Regions from separate parts of the Homo sapiens genome. Here region 1 is linked to region 2. Evidence: read pairs that join two places in POLR2A ChIA-PET (ENCODE). Cell type or tissue: PC-9. All regions are shown on one strand. Links, peaks and the distances in the headings refer to the core of each region. The heading gives the core; the rest is flanking DNA.

Region 1 (5,375 bases), core at 133-5,132, 150 kb after region 2:
GCATGCACCACCACACCTGGCTAGCTTTTGTATCTTTAGTAGAGACGGATGTTGGGAACAAATCCCCCAAAATCTGGCCATAAACTGGCCCCAAAACTGGCCATAAACAAAATCTCTGCAGCACTGTGACATGTTCATGATGGCCATAATAGCCATGCTGGAAGGTTGTGGGTTTACCGGAATGAGGGCAAGGAACACCTGGCCCACCCAGGGTGGAAAACCGCTTAAAGGCATTCTTAAGCCACAAACAATAGCATGAGCAATCTGTGCCTTAAGGACATGCTCCTGCTGCAGTTAACTAGCCCAACCTATTCCTTTAATTCGGCCCATCCCTTCGTTTCCCATAAGGGATACTTTTAGTTAATTTAATATCTATAGAAACAATGCTAATGACTGGCTTGCTGTTAATAAATACGTGGGTAAATCTCTGTTCAGGGCTCTCAGCTCTGAAGGCTGTGAGACCCCTGATATCCCACTTCACACCTCTATATTTCTGTGTGTGTGTCTTTAATTCCTCTAGCACCACTGGGTTAGGGTCTCCCCAACCGAGCTGGTCTTCACAGACGGGGTTTCACCATGTTGGCCAGGCTGGTCTCGAACTCCTGAGCTCAAGTGATCTGCCTGCCTTGGCCTCCCAAATTGCTGGGGTTACAGGTGTGAGCCATTGAACCTGGCCTCTATTTCAAAATATATCCAGATTAGGATCCCTTTTACCCATCTCCATTGCTACCACCTTGGGCCATGCTACTGCTGTATCTCACCTGACATCTCCTGCTTCCTCTCATGCCCCACATACAGCCTGGGATTACAGGCATGAGCCACTGAGCCTGGCCAGTGTTTGTTTTGTTTTAAATCCATTTTGGCTTTAGTATATTCCCAACATCTATAAAAGTGCTTGGCTCAAAGTAGGAGGAGCTCAATAATATTTGATGAATAAATAAGAGAATAAATGAATGAATACTTTATCTTCATATGGTACTTTGTAACTTAAGAACCATTTTCACATTTCTCTTACTACTTCTGATAATCGGATAATCAGATAAAACCACTGTGTTAGTTTCTTTCTTTCTTTTTTGAGATGGAGTCTCACTCTGTCGCCCAGGCTGGAGTGCGGTGGCATGATCTTGGCTCACTGCAACCTCTGCCTCACGGGTTCAAGTGGTTCTCCTGCCTCAGCCTCCCAAGTAGCTGGGATTACAGGCGCCTACCACCAAGCCCAGCTAATTTTTGTATTTTTAGTAGAGACAGGGTTTTGCCATGTTGGCCAGGCTGGTCTCGAACTCCTGACCTCAAGTGATCCGCCCACCTCAGCCTCCCAAAGTGCTTGGATTACAGGCATGAGCCATGGCGCCTGGTCACAACTGTGTTAGTTTCTTATTGCTGCTGTAACAAACTACCACACACAGCATGGCTATAAGCAACACAAATTTATTTTCTTACCGTTCTGTAGGTCAGAAGTCTGAAGCAGGTCTCACTGGCCTAAAATCGAGGTGTCAGCAGAACCGTGTTTCTTTCTGGGAGCTTTAGAGGAAAATCTATTTCCTTGCCATTTCTAGCTTCTCGAAGCCTCTCTCATTCATTGACTGTGGGCCTTCCTCCGGCTTCAAAACCAGCAATGGTCAGTTAAGTCCTTCTCAGATGAAGTCACTGTGACCTCTGCTTCTGGCTTCACATCCCCTGAGCCAGAGCTGGTGAAGAGAGGTGTCTCTGAGTCACACTGTGCGAATTGCCATGGAACAGAGTTAAGCTGTTTTCACATTGATCCGTATCACAAGTGAGTGTTTTCCCCAGCTCTGAGTCAGTCTTTCTTTTTAAATCCAAAACCATATTATTAAGTTTTTAAAAAATCATGATTGCTTTACTTCTTCAGGTTTCAGGTTTCTCAGACATAAAACCTTAAAACAGAAATGAATACCTGATGATTGCATTCCAGTTGTCTGCATTACCCATTAAGAGTCTCTGACCTTTTCTGGTCCCAGGAAACCTCAAAGAATAATCTGCATTTTCCACTTCATAGGTCTTAATGGGAGCAGGACTGTGGAAGGTGACACTGCGGCTTCTCCCTCCTTAACAGTTCACCTATGGTCTGTCTGGTATGACTCACACTTTCTTCGTGTCTCAAATTTCCCACATACGAAACAGATACTATGATGAAAATATAGCCCATTTAATTATGTGAAGTGTTTTGAACAAAATTGTTATAATGTCTTAGCATAATGTGGACTTTTTGTACATCATCTAGTCTGATGGTTCTCACCATTGCTACCCACTGGAATTACTTATGGAACCTTAACAAATCCTGATGCTGGCTGAGAGTGGTGATGGCTCATGCCTGTAATCCCAGCACTTTGAGAGGCCGAGGCAGGCAGATCACCTGAAGTCAGGAGTTTGAGACCAGCCTGGCCAACATGGTAAAACCCCGTCTCTACTAAAAATAAAAAAATTAGCCAGGCATGGTGGTGGGCACCTGTAGTCTCAGCTACTCTGGAGGCTGAGGCAGGAGAATTGCTTGAGGCCGGGAGGCGGATGTTGCAGTGAGCTGAGATCGCGCCACTGCACTCCAGCCTGGGTGACAGAGCAAGACTTCGTCTCAAACAACAACAAAAATCCTGATGCCTAGGTCCTGCACCAAGGATTCTGATGTGATTGCTATGGAATGTGGCCTAGGCATAGGTTTTTTTGTTTTTTTTTGAGATGGAGTCTCTCTTTGTTGCCCAGGCTGGAGTGCAGTGGTGTGATCTTGGCTCACTGCAACCTCCGCCTCCCGGGTTCAAGCAATTTTTCCTACCTCAGCCTCCTCAGTAGCTGGGATTACAGGCATGCACCACCATGCCCAGCTAATTTTTGTATTTTTAGTAGAGATGGGGTTTCACCATGTTGGTCAGGCTGGTCTTGATCTCCTGACCTTGTGATCCACCCGCCTCAACCTCCCAAAGTGCTGGGATTACAGGCATGAGTCACTGCACCCGGCAGGCATAGGCATTTTTAAAAGCTCCCCAGCTGATTCTAACGTGCAACCAAGTCTGGGACCAGGGAAGACTCCTCTTAGGTAGCTCTAAACAAGCTCTTGTGGATGAGCCACTTTCTGGACCCAGTCCCCAAGTCATCCCCTGTGAGTGCAGCTCATTCTCCCCTCTGGGTTTTGGTCCTAGCAACCATCAGGAAGGAGACAGGACAGGTGGGTGCAGGACCTCAGCCCCACACAGGGCAGGGGGACACACAGGTTGCAACATCATAGTGAAAAGGACCGGAATCTGATGAGGACACACTGGAAACATGGTACCACTGTAACCCAGGTTTCCTCCTCACCTGTGGAGCAAATATAAATCAGGGAAATGTAGATTGATGTCACCTTCATTCATCACAGCTTTAGTGAAACCTGGCAACTGGGGAATTTTTTGTTCACAAGGCAAACAAAGTCTTCAATTTAATTCCTTTAAATTCCTTGAAGATTATATTAACTAGTAGGTGAGGTTAAGACTTTTGAAAGTCATGTGGGTATTGAACTGAACTGCTCTTAGAAGAAAATTCAGAGAGAAGGTGATGTGGGTCAGGAGCAGGAAGAGATGCTGAGCCAAGAAGAGAGATTTGGGACATGAGATACCTCAAAAGGTTTGTTAGTTTATTCATTTTTTCTTTTTTTTTTTTTTTATTTTTGCGACGGAATTTCGCTCTTGCCCAGGCTGGAGTGCAATGGTGGGATTTCGGCTCACTGCAACCTCCGCCTCCTGGGTTCAAGCGATTCTCCTGCCTCAGCCTCCCAAGTAACTGGGATTACAGGTGCCCACCACCAAGCCCGGCTAATTTTTTGTATTTTTAGTAGAGACAGGGTTTCACCGTGTTGGCCAGGATGGTCTCGATCTCCTGACCTCAGGTGATCTGCCCACCTCAGCCTCCCAAAGTGCTAGGATTACAGGCATGAGCCAATGCGCCCAGCCTTGGTTTATTTTTAAGTGCAATCTTGATATCATGTGGTACAACTTCTCTCTTCTAGCTTCCTTCTAAAATATTGAATAAATTTTATATTCCTCACTATTGCATTCATATTAGTGCAAGGAGAGCACTGTTTTCAAAGAATTCAAAGAGGAGAGAGCCATAAGAATATGAGTCACAATCTGAAGAAAGACGCACACAGCTTTTACCAACAACTGATTTACCTCCATCTCTACTAAGGAAATGCAGACAAAATTTTTTTTTCATTTTTTCTTTTCCTTTTTAAAAACACAAATGGGGCCAGGCATGGTGGCTCACGCCTGTAATCCTAGCACTTTGGGAGGCCAAGTTGGGCAGATCACCTGAGGTCAGGAGTTTCAGACCAGCCTGGCCAACATGGCGAAGCCCCATCTCTACTAGAAATACCAAAATTAGCCTGGCGTGGTGCCACGCACCTGTAATCCAAGCTACAAGGGAGGCTGAGGTGGAGGGATCACTTGAACCTGGGAGGCAGAGGTTGCAGTGAGCTGGGATCACACCACTGCACTCCAGCCTGGGAGACAGAGTGAGACTGTCTCAAAAAAAAAAAAAAAAAAAAAGAAAAAGAAAAGAAAACACAGATTGCTGACTGCACATCAGAGTTTCTGATTTAGTAGGTGAGGAATTCTAACAAGTTCCCAGGTGATACTGAAGCTACTGGTCTGGGAACCACCCTTTCAGAACCACTGGCTTACAACACTCTCATAGAAATTATTTCCTACTTTCATGTTTTATCATGGTCTGTTCTTTGAAATGTTAATAAGTCTGACGAGAAAAGAAAAGAGTGTTGTGGTCAAATGTGTAAGGGAAGTTAAGATTCTTTAGAGAAATCAAAACTTACTGCCCACACATACACGGCTTACTATCTATCAAGCTTGTCCAACCCAAGGCCCATAGTCTGCATGCAGCCCAGGAGGGCTTTCAATGAGGCCCAACACAAATTCATAAACTTTCTTAAAACATTATGAGTTTTTTTTTTTTTTTCTCATTGGCTATCATTAATGTTAGTGTATTTTATGTGTGGCCCAAGACAATTCTTCTTCCAATGTGGCCCAGGGAAGCCAAAAGATTGGAAACCCCTGGTACATTTACCTGACTTTCTTATTTCAGGAAATTTTTACTCAGAAGGATGAAATGGCTGTAAACAAAAAATTAAATTCTAAGCTCCCCTAATCATCTGAATGAACCCCTCCTTTCAGTCAGGGGCATTCCAGAGTTAACCTGAAAAACTAATTCAAGTCATGATGGAAGAGAGGCTCACATATGCCTCATTATACCCCTTCAGCATTAACATCAACACAGACCTTAAGTCTGATAAGAAAAGTTTACAGTCTACTCTCTACAAAGTCTGCTACTGAGAAGCTTCAACTGCCTGATAAGGCCTTAGTCTCCACAACACCTTA
Region 2 (5,375 bases), core at 249-5,248:
TGCTGAACTCCCACCAAAATTTTGTACTCATGGGACATCTCAAGTACTATATGCAAATGGAACGCAAAAGACTGTGGCCACGCATATTCCTACTGCACTGCGTGGATCTCTTCTAGTCTCCGGCTGGCTGGATTGCCCCATCAGACTTACAAAATACAAGTTCAAATTTAAAAATCATTTAAAATTTTAAGGCGAAAATAGTGTGTTAAAACCAAGTTCAGAGCCTGCATAGGTTGCAGCTTAGGAGCTGGCTTTGCTTAGGAGCTTGATAAAAATGCAGGTTCTCAGTGCCGCCCACCCTCAGCCCCACCCCCACCCCCACCCCCAGACCTGTTGAATCAGAATTTGCATCTTAAGATTCCCAGGTCGGTTGTTTTTGGGGCTGTTGAAGTTCAGGAAGCTCTGGTCTGGTCTAGACCACTGAAGATTCTATCTCCCAGGCTAGACGCTGACTTTAACCCCTGGGAGGCAAGGGACAACTTTCTCTGATCTGCCCCACACTCTCTCTTCCCTCCTCTGGGTCCTACCTGCAGCTCCCCAGGATGTTATCAACTGGGTTGCAGGCTGGCTTTTCTAACAACAGATTTATGAGGCTCTGTTCAAATCTCAGGTTTCATCTGCCTTCCAACCATCCAAGCCCTTGGTATAATCATGAATCCCTGTGGCAAGGAAGAGACCACAAAGAGCATCTAATAGGAGCCTTCCTTTTAAAGACCCATTTTAAGGATATGGGCCAGAGGCCGAGCCCCAAAAAGATGAAAGTCTTGTTAATTTACATGTCAATGTGTAGCTGAGATGCCTTTATTATTGAGAATTCTAAAGTGAGAATCTTGTTCCCCCTCCCCCCGTTTGTTATTTAATTCCACTTATTTCCCTACTTTTGCTAGCTTTAAAATTACCCAGAGTGGATGAGGATGCAGTGTAACCTTTTTTCTGTCTCTCTTTGAGACTTTTTATGATGAAATGTTAGAAACATATTAATAATATGTCCCCCAAAATCTTTAAAAGAAGATCAAAGGAGGAGAAAATAGAGTTGAAAATTTAATTCACTTTGGCATTCAAGGGGTGTCTAAGAATAGGCCGGGCACGGTGGCTCACACCTGGCCTTTGGCAGGCAGATTGCTTGCAGCCAGGAGCTCAAGACCAGCAGACCAGCTTGGGCAACATAGTGAGACCCTGTCTCTACAAAAAATACAAAAATTAGCTGGATGTGGTGGCACACACCTGTAGTCTCAGCTACTCAGGAGGCTGAGGTGGGAGGATCACTTAAGCCTGGGAGGTTAAGGCTGCAGTGAGCCATGATGGTGTCACTGTGTCAGAAGTGTGTGAACCAGAGCAACTCCATCTTGAATAGGAGCTAGGTAAAATGAGACTGAGATCTAGTGGGCTGCATTCCCAGAGAGTTAAAGCATTCTATTTCACAGGATGAGATAGGAGGTTGGCACAAGATACAGGTCATAAAGACCTTGCTGATAAAACAGGTTGCAGTAAAGAAGCTGGCTAAATTCCACCAAAACCAAGACAGTCACTAGAATGACCTCTGGCTGTCCTCACTGCTACACTCCCACCAGCATCCTGACAGTTTACAAATGCCATGGCAACGTCAGGAAGTTACCCTATATGATCTAAAAAGGGAGGCAAGAATAATCCACCCCTTGTTTAGCCTATCGTCAGGAAATAACTGTAAAAATGGGTAACCAGCAGTCTTCTGGGCTTCTATGTCTATGGAATAGCCATTCTTTTTCTTTTTTTTTTTCTTTTTCTTTTTTTTTTTTTTTGAGATGGAGTCTCGCTCTGTCACCCAGGCTGGAGTGCAGTGGCGCAATCTCAGCTCACTGCAACCTCCACCTCCCGGGTTCAAGGGATTCTCCTGCCTCAGCCTCCCAAGTAGCTGGGATTACAGGCACGTGCCACCACGCCTGGCTAATTTTTGAATTTTTAGTACAGATGGGGTTTTACCATATTGACCAGGCTGGTCTCGAACTCCTGACCTCGTGATCCGCTGCCTCAGCCTCCCAAAGTGCTGGGATTACAGGCATGAGCCACTGCGCCCGGCCGGAGTAGGCATTCTTTTATTCCTTTACTTTCCTCATAAACTTGCTTTCACTTTATCGACTCACCCTGAGTTCTGTCTTGAGCGAGATCCAAGAACCCTCTATTGGGGTCTGGATCGGGACCCCTTTCCTGTAACAACCACACTCCAGCCTGGGTGATAGAGTGCGACCCTCTGAAAAAAAAAAAAAAAAAAAAAAAAAGAAGAAGAAGAAGTAGTTTTCAAGAAGAGTAAGTTAAGAAAGAAATTCAGTCAAAATTAGTGTTAAATAAAATGTACAGGAGGCCACTGGTTTGAAATGAGCTCCTGCACTAGTCCCAACAGATCAAACCAAAATAGAGTCACTCATGCTAATGTTCCATACCACCAAGCCAAAACTAAGTTGCTTACCTGAACTTCCAATAAATAGGAGAGAGAGAGAGAGAGATAACAGCCAAATCCCCAAACAGGCCAGTCTCAATGAGCATGATGAGGAAATCCCCTCTGCCTTGATCTTTATAATGAAGGTAACTTTGAAACGACTAATCCACCGGTTCTCTGTTTCTGCTTTCCTCAGCTCCTTTCTGTTTGTAAAACCAACCTCCTCTTCCCAGCTCATCACAACATTCTACTTTATAGAATGAGGCAGATTCTGAATTGCCTGATTCTAGAATCACAAATAAAAGCCAATTAAGATCTTTAAACTAAACTTGTTGTAATTTTGTTTGATGACATTAGGAACTTTCACCTTCTTGTTTCTCTCTCAGCCTGAGGCCTGAAATAGAATCACCCCTCAGCTAAAATGGAATTGCCCCTCAGCATGTGAGCAAACTTTTACTGCACCGCTAAGCTGCAAGCCAATAGAGAATTTTCTTGCACAATAGTGGCTCCCCTCCTTCTGTGAGGGAGAGCATTTAAAAAAGCAAGAGAAAAGAAAGGAAAAAGAGAAGGAAAGAGAAGCAAAGAAAAGAGAACGTTTTCAAAAGATGCGTGCTGCCCTTTTGATGAGGATGGCCTCCTTTTCCTCTTGACTGCCAGCCCCACCAGAAAACATTCTCCCAAATGGTCAAGACTGTCGGAAGCCAATGTTGACTGCAGCTGCTTGTAATTTGTTAGTAACTTTCTGGCATAGAGACATCTCAATTTCAAGACCAAGCTTTTATGTTCCCTGACCAGGACTAGAAATGGCAGACAGAAAAGAAAATGAGGGGGTAGGGATGAGGGAGTAGCACAGAGGCCATGGGGGGCATGAACTGACCCACAAAGAGGGTGGGGGGCAGGACTTGGACCTCCTGAAGGTCTTGGGCTTTTCAGCAGTGCTACTCCTCCCTCATTTCTCCTCCACCCCCAATCAAGGCAGGAGAAACAAAGAAACAGCTTAGCAATGAGCTCCTTGGGGTTGAGGTTTTACTGCATAGCTGTGTGCTGTGAAGAATTTTCTTATAAATTGCCCTGTTTGCACAATGACGGCATTCTTTTTTGGATCACCAACTCAGGACATTTGGTAGCATGAGTGACAGAAACATTTTAAATTCATGGGAAATACAAAACCCCCTTTGTGGGCATTGGTTTCAGTCGCTGCCTCAGGTAACAAGAGTTGAGCTAAGTTTTCCTTCTTTTCCCTTCCTTATCCATTGATTCTCTGGCCAAGGTGCTATCGAGTAGCCCGGTGACCCACAGGCCAAGGGAGGGAGGAGGAGATGAAAAGCAAGTTAATTCACCAGATGGAGAGTGGGACCATTTCAGCAGAAGGCAGCTGCATTTCCAAAGCCAGATCAAAATCAAGTTCGAAAAGCTAAGTCCTGCTTAAAGAGCTGAAGGCATAGAGATAGGACAAGGTCTGAGCTGGAACAGGAGATGAGGAACTCTCCTGTCCTCACCTCCATTTCTCCAGGGCCTGGATCTAGCAGGATCTAAGCTGTAAATCCCCCCACTGTCTGTGGTCAGGGGTTTCGCAACTGTGTTGGCTTAAACTTTGTTTCTGCCCTTAGACAAGTTACTTAACTTCTCTGATGCTCACTATCTTCATCTATAAAATAGAGACAATACTATCATCTATCTCATTGGCTTTCTGGGAGGAATCAGTGAAGAAATACATGCAATGGCCTGATAGCCAGGGCACATAGAGCTTAATAAGAATTGGCAGTAATGGGAGTAATTGTTGTTTCAAAGAGGAAGCTATTGCCAAGTCCAGCCTCACATATTTTCAAAGAAGACGTGGAAGGTTGTCCATGAGTTGACAAAGCCCAGATTGTCTCATTTCCCTCAGAGCCCAAAGGTCTGGCAGGCAAGCCACAGCCCTGGGTCATGAGTGAGTGGATCCACACCATCGTCCTTCATGAGAAACACCTTCCCTTCCTTCTTGCTTGGTTTCCCTCTCCTTCTTCTGCCCATCTCCATCTTTTTTTCTCTCTCTTTCATGAGAGAAACACCTTCCCTTCATGAGAAACACCTTCCCTTCCTTCTTGCTTGGTTTCCCTCTCCTTCTTCTGCCCATCTCCATCTTTTTTTCTCTCTCTTTCCTTCCCCAAAGACCCCATCAGCTCCACTTTTTCCCTACACAGCAACCTAGGAAAGTCATCTCATAGTGCTGAGCCCCACTTGCCTCTCAAGGCAGTGAGGACAATGGAGCAGATGCTCTATAAGTCCCTTTGGAAGCCAACATTCCACACTCATCCATTCCTTTCCTTTCTCCCTTTTCTTTTCCTTGCCACTTTCACACTCATACTCCTGGGAGAAAATTCCACCTGGTTAAGCTTGGGTCACATGCCTGCCACTACAGGTATGGCAATGTTAGAGAAAGGCTCTGGGGCAGGAATCCCCCAGGAACCTTGGGCTTCTTTAGGAGAAGAGGAGGACCTGGTTTTATAATCCCCCATGACTGCATGATTTGTGGAAGAGGGAGTGGTAATTCCCCCAGAAGAAATCAGAAAGGAAGAATAGGCATTAGGTTTAGGGTAGAGCAAAGGAAAGAACTACAACAGCTACTGTGCAGATGATAAAATTGGATGTATGCTTTCTGTCCTTTCCATTCGTATATTTATTTGCTTATCTATGCATTCGCTTTTGAGTGTCTAGGCCACTGAAGATGCAAGCCTTACCTGAACTTGAGAATGGTTAGAATTGTCATAATAAAATGTTCATTAAATATTTTGTGGTAAGTTCAACAATAAAGAATCCTCTCAGGAAGCAGGGTGGATCACAAGAACTAAATTGAACCTATCCTCTGGGTCAACCAAGTCTTTAAGGGAGTGGTTACATAAGACCAAACCAGGCATATTGGACATTGAGAGGAATCCCCAGGATGCGAGCCAGCCCTACAGTTCTCAATCTGGAGTGGATT

What was found. ChIA-PET counts read pairs that join two places held together with the same protein. Peaks named below come from ENCODE experiments on the same cell type or tissue, not always from the same donor. Only the 100,000 strongest peaks of a DNase experiment are listed, where the experiment ranks them.
Region 1: POLR2A ChIA-PET joins it to region 2 with 6 read pairs; 4 of 35 experiments call an interaction of 5 or more read pairs at or near these places.

The regions. Positions count from the first base shown.
Region 1 is chr9:76,438,381-76,443,755 of GRCh38, reverse strand. It overlaps a transcript of GCNT1 not described here. Among named protein-coding and RNA genes, the nearest start is that of GCNT1, 18 kb to the left of the region's middle. RefSeq lists an enhancer at 4,826-4,915. In PC-9, for the core only: no CTCF peak of the experiment used is centred there; DNase peaks (open chromatin) are centred at 1,735 and 2,035; H3K27ac peaks cover 2,405 bases.
Region 2 is chr9:76,590,342-76,595,716 of GRCh38, reverse strand. LOC105376095 (a long non-coding RNA gene) reads right to left here and starts at 2,809. Exons shown (of 12, transcript XR_007061586.1): 1 at 2,444-2,809. In PC-9, for the core only: no CTCF peak of the experiment used is centred there; no DNase peak of the experiment used is centred there.